Regions from separate parts of the Mus musculus genome. Here region 2 is linked to region 1. The links are chromatin loops, found by intact Hi-C in ENCODE. Cell type or tissue: left cerebral cortex. All regions are shown on one strand. Links, peaks and the distances in the headings refer to the core of each region. The heading gives the core; the rest is flanking DNA.

Region 1 (5,162 bases), core at 434-4,433:
CAGCATCCAGGAGGCAGAAGCAGGTAGATCTCTGAGTTCAATGCCAGCCTGGTCTTCATAGTGCGGTGCAGGCCAGCCAGTCTTACATATGCATAGGGAAACCTTGTCTCAAAAGTAAATAAATAAATAAAATTGGGAATGAATAAATAACTTTGTAAAAAAAAAAAAAAAAACCCCAACTGAGCAAAGGATGAAGTTGTGGGATACACTGAAGCTGTGGGATACGCTGAAGCTGTGGGATACACTGAATCATCCTGAAGTTATATCTGCAGGGACCATAAGCTGTTTCCTGACTTCAGTTACCATGAGTCAGTTCCTTGGAGCCAAATCATATTCTAAATTTCTAAAATTCCAACTGCTGAGATCAAAAAGCTTGGAGTGGTGGCTCATGGCTGTAACTCTAGCACTGAGTCGGGAGGATCAGGAGCGCAAGGTCATCCTTCAGTTCTGAACAAATTCCAGGACAGGCTCAGCTAGCAGAGACCCTGTCTCAACCCCACCCCACCCCACCCCCCAAAAACAGTTGTGTGGAAGAAGGGAGTCAGAGAGGCTGAAGCAATGGCTCAGTGGGAATCAGGAGTTGCTGATAAGCCTGCAGACAAGCCTGCATTCAACTTTCTAGATTCATATAGTGGGAGGAGAGAGCCGACTTCTCAATAGTTATACACACACACACACACACACACACACACACACACACACACACACGCTTGTACATATGCATGCATACACACACATCACATGTGTATCCCACACATACATTCATGTGAATGCACACACATGCATGCACAAGCACACATACATGTATACACACATGTGCACAGGCCTGCACACACATACGCACACCAAATTGGAAACTTCTAGTTCTTTGGAAAGTTAGTTATGTCAAATGGTGTTTTGCTGGGGCACACAGGCGAAAGGATGTCTTGCTTAAGCAAACATGTGAAAGACTGTTTTCCTGAAGCAGACAAAGGTGAAAGGATGTTTTGACATAGCAAACACGTGAAAGAATGCGTGATGAAGTATAAATATGACCCCACAGACATGGGGAGCATGAGAATTGGTTTGGTTTGCTCCACTTTGCTATTCTTTGCTAAAGACACACATGTATTGGTTCACTTTACATGGTGTTGTGAGCTCCACTGTGATAACGCTGCCAGTGAGAGAAACTCACCTAAGATCTGCTCAGGAGGTTCCTGGCAGTTTCATCAGGATTGAACCACAGCTACCCAGTGTCTGCTTGCTGAACGGACTGGACTGTAGCTGCCTTGTGTCTACCTGCCTAGAGGGCTGGTCTGCAGCTGCTAAACTGTATTTGGTGTTTGCTACAGGACTGAACTACTGCCAAAGAAGATCAACTCGCCCGCAAAGAACTATTGCTGAACAGGACCGCTTCCCCCATATCCTAACAACTTTTCTCTTCTACTACCTCTGCTGGGTGGTGGGCTAGAGGAGAGGTTGAGCCCTTATTAAAAGTAGGTCGCAAAAAGTTTATGCTTACACACATACACACACAAGTAATTTTTTAGGGGATGGGTGGGGCCTGGTGACACATAGTTCTAGTCACTGATCGGCAGATCTCCCCGAGTTCAAATTCATAGACAGTAGAAACAAGGAGTTGAAGTGACTTTGAACTTGCTGTCAGGCAGGGGTTGATGTGCATGGTAAAGGGGATGTGTGTGTGTGGGGGGTCTGTGTGTGTGGGTCTATGTGTGTCTGTGTGTGTGTATCTCTGTGGGGGGGGTCTGTGTGTGTCTGTATCTGTGTGTGTGTGTCTGTGTGTGTGTGTGTGTTTGTGTCTGTGTGGGGAGGGAGGTCTGTGTGTATGTGTGTCTGTGTGTGTGTACTGGTTCTCACAGAACCCAGCTGTGGGAACCATGCAGGTTACTTATCAATACTCCCAGTTTCTGCCTCCCAGCCACAGGACAGAACCAAATGTCTGAGTCTTGCTGAAGTTACAGCTGAAAGACCCCCGAAGATGGGAGGCCCTCACTTAATTGTAGGGATGATGCGACCCCCCCCCCCAAGAACTCACGAGAGACTGTCCTTGCTGCAATTGCACAAGGTTTATTGACAGGAACCAGTGCACTGGGGCCGACTCGTATCCCATGCAGGGGTAGAGGAGTTCAACCTCGAGCAGCTGGGAAAGGGGGTATTTAAAGGAAAAACCATAACCCAAGGGGGTAGGGAGGGTGTTATTGGAAAATACTGAAAATACCAGTGAAGAATCACAAGGGGGAACTAAAAATCACAAGGGGAAACTCCCTGCTTCTCAAGATTGTTCTCAAGATTTTAATCTTTGTGGTCGGCCAGGTCCTGGAACAAGGTCACTGAACCGGCTTGTATAATTATATGTTCTGTGGTCAGCCAGTTCTCAGAACAGGCTGCTTCAGAGACCAACTATTTTTCTTTCTTGGCTCTAACTTGGTCTAGGGGGTCAAACTTAATTTTTCTACCTTACACAGCCAAGTGGCATTAGACAATGACTGTGAGCAGGGGTCCTACACATCAGAAGTCCTTAGTTAGCTGACAGAGCCTCAGAATGCACTCAAGAGACAGAAGCAGGAGGATTGCATAAATTCCATGCTTCTCTAACCTACATTTACCAGGCCAGTCAGGGGTACATAGTGAGACTCTGCCTCAGACGAGCGAACAGATGTGGTGAGTTTCCAATGTAATACTGCCAGGGGTCTCTTCTCCTTCCTTCTGAATCACTAAGTCAGGAAACGAACCCAGGGCTTCTTGTGTAATACTTGGCCAGGCACCGCTGAGCCACCCCGGTCAACTACCAATTTGTGTTTGCTTACATACTGCTCAGTTTTGGCTTTTTGAGACAGGGTTTCTATGTATAGTCCTGGCTGTCCTGGAATTTGCTTTGTAGACCAGACTGGCCTTGAACTCGGAGATCTGCCTGTCTCTGCCTCCCGAGTGTTGGGATTAAAAGCCTTTGCCATCAGACCTGGCTGCATATTGGCTGTTTGACACCGGGTCTCAAGAGATCTGGCAGCAGGATAGGAGCCAAAGACAGCCTTGAGGTGAGTCTCCTCATCCCCCTGCCTGAGCCTTGAGGTGAGTCTCCTCATCCCCCTGCCTGAGTCTTGAGGTGAGCCTCCCACATGCTGGGATGGCAGGCATGTCTATTAGGCCAAGTTGTGTAAATTTTTTAATTATTTAATTATTTCTTTTAGTTTTGAGATTATAATTTAATTACATAATTTCTCTCCTTCCCACTTCTCACTCTAACTTCACCGGTCTCTTTCAAGTTCATGGTCTCTTTTTCCATTAGTTGTCATTACATACATCCAACATATATGTGTGTCGTATATATTCATACATACATGCATGTACATATACCATATATGTGTGTATGTATATATATATATATATATATATATACATACATCTATGTATATATACCACATGTATATATGTATATATACACACACACATACATATGGCATATACATACCTAAATACATAAGTATGTGCTCAGTCTGTATAATGTTACTTATATGTATGTTTTCCTGGCTGACAATTTGGTATTGAGTGACCAACTGCTGTGCTCTTCCCTGGGGAAAGCTCCGTCTGCTCTCAGCTTTCCTTAGTTGCCTGCAGTCCTTTGTGTAGGGCTGAGGCGTCATGGGCTTCCCCATCTGCTCTGGCATGTCCATCTGTCCATCCGTGCCATCCTTGTCCAGTTCCTGTTTGGTGGTCATGTTGGTGAGACTTTAATGGACGGAGTTTCTGATGTTCCTAGAAAACACAGTCTCATAAAAAAAACTCACTGATTCTCAGGCTTTGACAGTCTTTCCATCCCTCTTCCTCAATGATCCCTGAGCCTTAGGTCCAAGGGTCATATTGTCATATCCATTGGGAGTGGGCTCCACAAGTCCACATGTTGATGGGTTGTGGCTTTCTGTAACTGTATGTCTGATGCCAAGAGAACTTTCTTTGAAGGGGGAGGGGTGTGGACTACCCTTGTCTGTGGTATAAAGACAATCTTTAGGATATGGTTAGGGGAAACGTTGTAAAGTGCTGGTTGGTTATAGGTTCTCCTCCAAGAGCCATGACTTCAGTAGCTGTGTGTGGTTGGCTAGGCATGATTGCCCTCCTGCTAAGTGAGTACCAGGTCTGATTTTATTTATTTTTATTTATTTTTTATTTTTTATTTTATTTATTTATTTATTGGTTTTTCGACAGGGTTTCTCTGTGTAGCCCTGGCTATCCTGGAACTCACTTTGTAGACCAGGCTGGCCTCAAACTCAGAAATCCGCCTGCCTCTGCCTCCCCAGCGCTGGGATTAAAGGCGTGTGCCATCACGCCCAGCTAGGTCTGATTTTAATATCACCTTTTCCTTACATTTCCTTATTCTATGTTTTTTTGTTTGTTTGTTTTTTTTTTTTTTTTTTTTTTTTTTTTTTTTTTTTTTTTTTTTTTTTTTTATGGGGAGCATTCTCCACGATGCACTGTGGAGGTCGTAGGCCGTAGGACTTACGGGCATCTGTTCTCTCTTTCCCCTGTGTGGACCCCAGGGTTTGAACTCAGGCTGGAGGGAAAGTGCCTTTACCCACTAGCCCTAGTAACTTTAATGATTTTTTAAATGTTAAACTTTTGCTTTACAAACAAATTTAAAAGGACTCTTATCATTTTTATGCTGCGTGTATGAGTGTTTTGCCTGTGAGTAGGTAATGTGCCCCATGTGTATGTCTGGTGCCCTTGGAGGCCAGCAGAAAATGCCAGATTCCCCTGGGACCAGAGTTAGAGACCCTTGTAAGCTGTCACGTGAGTGCTGGGAACAGAACCTGCAACCTTGGCCAGGGAGTACAGCTGGGCATGTTGGTGCACGCCTTTGATCCCGCACAGGGGAGGCAGAGGCAGGCGGATATTCGAGTGGTGGTGACTGTGTTTTAACCCAATCCCAATTGCTCGATATTACAATGAAAACTTGGGCCCAGATGCTGTGCTGAAAGCCTGCTGGCTCAGACAGGCAGAGAAAGCACCCAGGTGACCTTCCTCCTCAGTCAACATCCCAAAAGCAATGTCCCTCTCAAAAAACTTCCTTCTCACTCAATATCCCTCCCTTCTACTTCCTGACGGCCTCTCTAGCCCTCCTCCTTGACTCCTTCTTACTCTCTATGGTTTTTTCTTAATAATCCTATGTT
Region 2 (5,162 bases), core at 737-4,736, 220 kb before region 1:
ACTGGGAGGGGTGGAGGGAAGGGAGGCTGTGGGTGAGATGAAATGTATGAGAGAAGAATTTTTTAAAAATTAAAAGGCAAGATGGGTGTGGTGGTGCATACCTTTGACCCCAGCACTCAGGAGGCAGAGGCAGGTAGATCTTTGAGTTTGAGGCAGGCCGGGTCTACAAAGAAAGTTCCAGGACAGTCAGCACTACACAGAGAAACAAAAAACTAACCAACCAACTAACCAACCAACCAAACAAACAAAAAAGTGATTGTTGGCTGAGCATAGTGGTGTCTGCTGGTCATCTTGGCTTTGCGGAGGTAGAGACAGGATGATCAAAAGTTCAAGGCCATCCTGGGCTGCATAGTGGATGTGAAGCTAGCCTGAGCTACAGGAGACCTGCATTAAAGAAAGAGAAGGAGAAGGAGGAAGAGAGAGAGGAAGAAGAGGAGAAGGAAGAAGAGGAGGAGGGAGAAGAGGAAGAAGAGGAGAAGGGAGAAGAGGAGGAAGAAGAGGAGGAGGAAGAAGAGGAGGAGGAAGAGGAGGAAGGAGGTGAAAAGAAGGTGGAGGGGAGGAGGAGGAAGAGGAAGAGAAGGAGGAGAAGAAGAGGAAGAGAATGAGGAGGAGGGGAGGAAGAGGAAGAGGAGAAGAGGAAGAGGAGGGGGGAGGGGGAAGGGTAGAGAAAGGAGTGGGATGGACTCACTCTCACCCCTACAGGAGTCTGTCAGGCTGTGCACTGGGCACTGGGGAGCTGGTCCAGGTGTTTGGGGAAGGCCATGGCCTCTGTACTCATCGGCCAGACTCCCTTGGCACAGACGTGTTGGCACCAACCTTATCCAGCAACTTTTCATGCTAAGCACATGCAGCAGAGTGGGGTCAGGCGAGGTACCTGTTCTCATGGGATGCTGAGTGCTATGTGGAGCGTGGGCGGGCCTCTGTGATTGGGAGGGTGGGGACAAGCGGCTCTGCCCGACATGAGGATGGCCTGAGTAAGGGCAGAACTGTTAAGATGTCAGCTTGTAGGCGTCAAAAAGAGCATTCTAGACAGAGGGGGCAAAGCACAGAGGCCTTAGGGTAGTCTTTGCAGAGCAAACAGAAGATGGGTTTGGAGCATAGTATCGGTGAGAGGAACACGGTGAAGGAGGGAAGACAGTGAGCAGACGACATCAGAAAGAGACAGACCAGATCTGCCCAGAGAGGCCCTTCTTCAGCTTTGGATTTTCATCCATGTGTGAGCTGAGTTTGTTGCCAGTAGGTGTTCTGCTGATGTGTGCTGGAGATGAGGGGAACTGACCTTTACTGAGTCAGTTCTCACACGGGTGTTTTTCCCCCCCCTCCCCCCAGCCTTCTGAACCATGGCAGCTCAGTGCACCCCGTCTATTCTGACCATCCTGGTGTTGCTTGGCTTAGCCAGAGCAGGCCCATTCTCTCCTCGGTCTAATGTGACACTTCCGGCCCCACGGCCCCCTCCCAAGCCCGGTGGTCCTTCTTCTCAGCTGTACGAGCATACTGTGGAAGGAGGAGAGAAGCAGGTGGTGTTCACCCATCGCATTAACCTGCCCCCGTCAGCCGGCTGCGGCTGTCCCCCGGGCTCTGAGCCCCCGGTGCCTGCTTCAGAGGTGCAGGCCCTGAGGGTCCGCCTGGAGATCCTGGAGGAGCTGGTAAAAGGGCTTAAGGAGCACTGCACAGGAGGATGCTGTCCCACTGCGGCCCAAGCTGGCACAGGTGAGCCGCTGGTGGGGTGGGGGAGGAGGGGGGGGGAAAGAGGGTGGGGATGGGAGAATCGCCAAGCAACTAGGAGCTAAAATGACCTTTTGAAAATAAGATGTCCATAGGACACTTACACGGGCTGGGTCTCACTTCTTATTGCTCCAGGCCAGACTGACGTGCGCAGCCTCTGCAGCCTCCACGGTGTCTTTGACCTGAGCCGCTGCGCCTGTTCCTGTGAGCCTGGCTGGGGTGGACCCACCTGCTCAGACCCTACGGACACAAAGACGCCCACCTCATCGCCGCCCTCCAAGTCCTGTCCCGAAGACTGCAACGACCAGGGACGCTGCGTCCGAGGACGCTGCGTGTGCTTCCCCGGCTACAGTGGCCCCAGCTGTAGCTGGCCCTCTTGCCCTGGAGATTGTCAGGGGCGCGGGCGCTGCGTGAAGGGCGTGTGCGTGTGTCGCGCGGGCTTCTCAGGCCCTGACTGCAGCCAGCGCTCTTGCCCTCGCAACTGCAACCAGAGAGGACGCTGCGAGGAAGGACGCTGCGTGTGTGACCCCGGCTACTCCGGTGAGGACTGTGGGGTGCGGAGCTGTCCCAGGGGATGCAGCCAAAGAGGCCGCTGCGAGAACGGCCTCTGCGTGTGCAACCCCGGCTACTCTGGCGAGGACTGTGGGGTGCGGAACTGTCCCAGGGGCTGCAGCCAGAGGGGTCGCTGCGAGGACGGCCGCTGTGTGTGCGATCCCGGCTATAGTGGCGAAGATTGCAGCATGAGGACCTGCCCATGGGACTGTGGCGACGGAGGGCGCTGCGTGGACGGTCGCTGCGTGTGCTGGCCCGGGTACTCGGGCGAAGACTGTAGCACGCGGACGTGCCCGCGTGACTGCCGTGGCCGGGGCCGCTGCGAGGACGGGGAATGTATCTGTGACGCAGGCTACAGTGGCGACGACTGCGGTGTGCGGAGCTGCCCCGGGGACTGTAACCAAAGGGGCCACTGTGAGGATGGCCGCTGCGTGTGCTGGCCCGGGTATACTGGAGCGGACTGTAGCACGCGCGCCTGCCCACGGGACTGCAGGGGCCGCGGGCGCTGCGAGGATGGCGTGTGCGTGTGCCATGCGGGCTACAGCGGCGAGGACTGCGGGGTGCGCAGCTGCCCCGGGGACTGTCGCGGCCGTGGGAACTGCGAGAGCGGCCGCTGCGTGTGCTGGCCTGGGTACACAGGCCGAGACTGTGGCACGCGTGCCTGCCCCGGTGACTGTCGTGGACGCGGGCGCTGCGTGGACGGCCGCTGCGTGTGCAATCCGGGCTTCACTGGCGAGGACTGCGGGAGCCGTCGGTGTCCTGGGGACTGTCGCGGACACGGCCACTGCGAGAACGGCGTGTGCGTGTGCGCTGTGGGCTACTCTGGCGACGACTGCAGCACTCGCAGCTGTCCCAGCGACTGCAGAGGCCGCGGCCAGTGCCTGAATGGGCTCTGCGAGTGCGACGAAGGCTACTCGGGTGAGGACTGTGGCATAAGACGGTGTCCCCGCGATTGCAGCCAGCACGGCGTGTGTCAGGATGGCTTGTGCATGTGCCACGCAGGCTATGCGGGCGAAGACTGCAGCATTCGCACCTGCCCGGCCGACTGTCGCCGGCGTGGCCGCTGTGAGGACGGGCGCTGTGTGTGCAACCCAGGCTACACCGGGCCCGCATGTGCCACTCGAACCTGTCCAGCTGATTGTCGTGGCCGTGGGCGCTGCGTGCAGGGAGTGTGCATGTGCTACGTTGGCTACAGCGGTGAGGACTGTGGACAGGAAGAGCCTCCTGCTAGTGCCTGCCCTGGGGGCTGTGGGCCGCGGGAACTGTGCCGCGCCGGACAATGCGTGTGTGTTGAGGGCTTTCGAGGCCCAGACTGTGCCATCCAGACGTGCCCAGGTGACTGTCGCAGCAGGGGAGAGTGTATCCAGGGCAGATGCGTCTGCCAAGAAGGCTACGCTGGGGACGACTGCGGGGAAGGTGAGCCAGGCACCTTCTCCAATACTCTGGGGCAAGAGCAGGGATTCTGGTAGCAGGAGCCTGAGGCATAGGGACCTGGAGGAAGAATGGAGGGAGTTGTATAGTGAGGGGTCGGTCAGAAGGACCCCGACCACCAAGGGTAGTGGAACCACAAGCACATGCCAGTGGAAAGTCTCATCTTTAGATCTTTTTAAAGCTTCTGTGTTCAGGACATGGGGAAATTTGAGGGACCTGCGTTTGGGTAGTGGGAGCAAAGATGTGCCCTTCAGTGTGGCCCTGAGTGCCTCCTCGGAGAGCCATGGGGATGCTGCTCCCGGCTAATCAGCTTGTCTTGTTCCATCCTGGGCAGAGATACCAGCCATCCAGAACATGAGGATGCATCTTCTAGAGGAGACAACAGTCCGGACAGAGTGGACACGAGCTCCCGGTCCTGTGGATGCCTATGAAATCCAGTTTATCCCCATGGTGAGGCCAGATGGACAGAGTTGTGGGTGAAAGGAGGGGAGGGCTTGCCTTGTGCAAGAGACTCCTGAGACTCCAGATGACGGGCACCCGAGTCTGCTCCAAATGCCTTCTTAGGCTGCCCCAGCCTGGCACAGAGGCCTCATCATTGGTCTGTGGAAGCTAGGTGATAATGATGATAATGATGGTGATGATGGTGATGATGGTGATGATGGTAATGCTGAACTCGATTCTCCTGGCTGCTCAGTGTATGGCAGTCATTGATAGGGGCTTTTGTTTGTTTTTGAGATTTATTTATCTTACGTATATGAGTACACACACACTATCTCTGTCTTCAGACACACCAGAAGACGGCATCGGATCCCATTACAGATGGTTGTGAGCCACCGTGTGGGTGCTGGGAATTGAACTCCTGACCTCTGGGGCAGCAGCCAGTGCTCTTAACCACTGAGCCATCTCTCCAGCCCTGCTGTTAGTTTTTGTTGCTGAACTCACATCAGCTCCCATTCTGCACCCGTCCATTTGCCTTGGCCGGGCACCAGCATCAGGGTACATGGTGCTGTCCTTGCTTCCTATGCTCGGGGTTCTCAGCCACCACCTCAGACTCCTCAGGAAAACCCCCACCCTCTCCCCCAGCCCTGTGCTCTGCTCTCAGACTCTTTACTGATCCATGCCTCTGCCCCCAAAACAGGGAGATCCAGGGGCTGACTTGGGACCCATGACGTTTTCTCAGTTTCTATGTACTGACCTGCACTCGACACAAACTCTCCGTGGTTTTGGTCATGTTTGCTTATCTTTTTATTGTAAATCTCATGGAAGCCCAAAGCAAACAGAACATTGAGAATTGATAGACAAGCAGGCCTTTAATCCTAGCACTCGAGAGGCAGAGACATGCAGATCTCTGAGTTTGAGGGTAGCCTGGTCTACATAACTAGTTCCAGGACAAGCAAGGGCTATGCAAAGAAACTCTGTCTCAAAAACAAACAAACACTCCAAAACAAATAAAT

Evidence for each region. A loop is a pair of places that touch in the nucleus more often than their neighbours do. Peaks named below come from ENCODE experiments on the same cell type or tissue, not always from the same donor. Only the 100,000 strongest peaks of a DNase experiment are listed, where the experiment ranks them.
Region 2: it touches region 1 in a loop (2.7-fold over the local background); 1 of 42 quality-filtered maps calls a loop at or near these places.

What each region holds. Positions count from the first base shown.
Region 1 is chr17:34,885,459-34,890,620 of GRCm38, forward strand. No RefSeq gene overlaps it. Among named protein-coding and RNA genes, the nearest start is that of C2, 5.9 kb to the left of the region's middle. In left cerebral cortex, for the core only: no CTCF peak of the experiment used is centred there; no DNase peak of the experiment used is centred there.
Region 2 is chr17:34,669,195-34,674,356 of GRCm38, forward strand. It overlaps Tnxb (tenascin XB), which reads left to right and starts at 1,341. Exons shown (of 33, transcript NM_031176.2): 1 at 1,341-1,710; 2 at 1,861-3,693; 3 at 4,043-4,158. The coding sequence starts at 1,341. In left cerebral cortex, for the core only: a CTCF peak has its summit at 2,383; no DNase peak of the experiment used is centred there; H3K4me3 peaks cover 888 bases.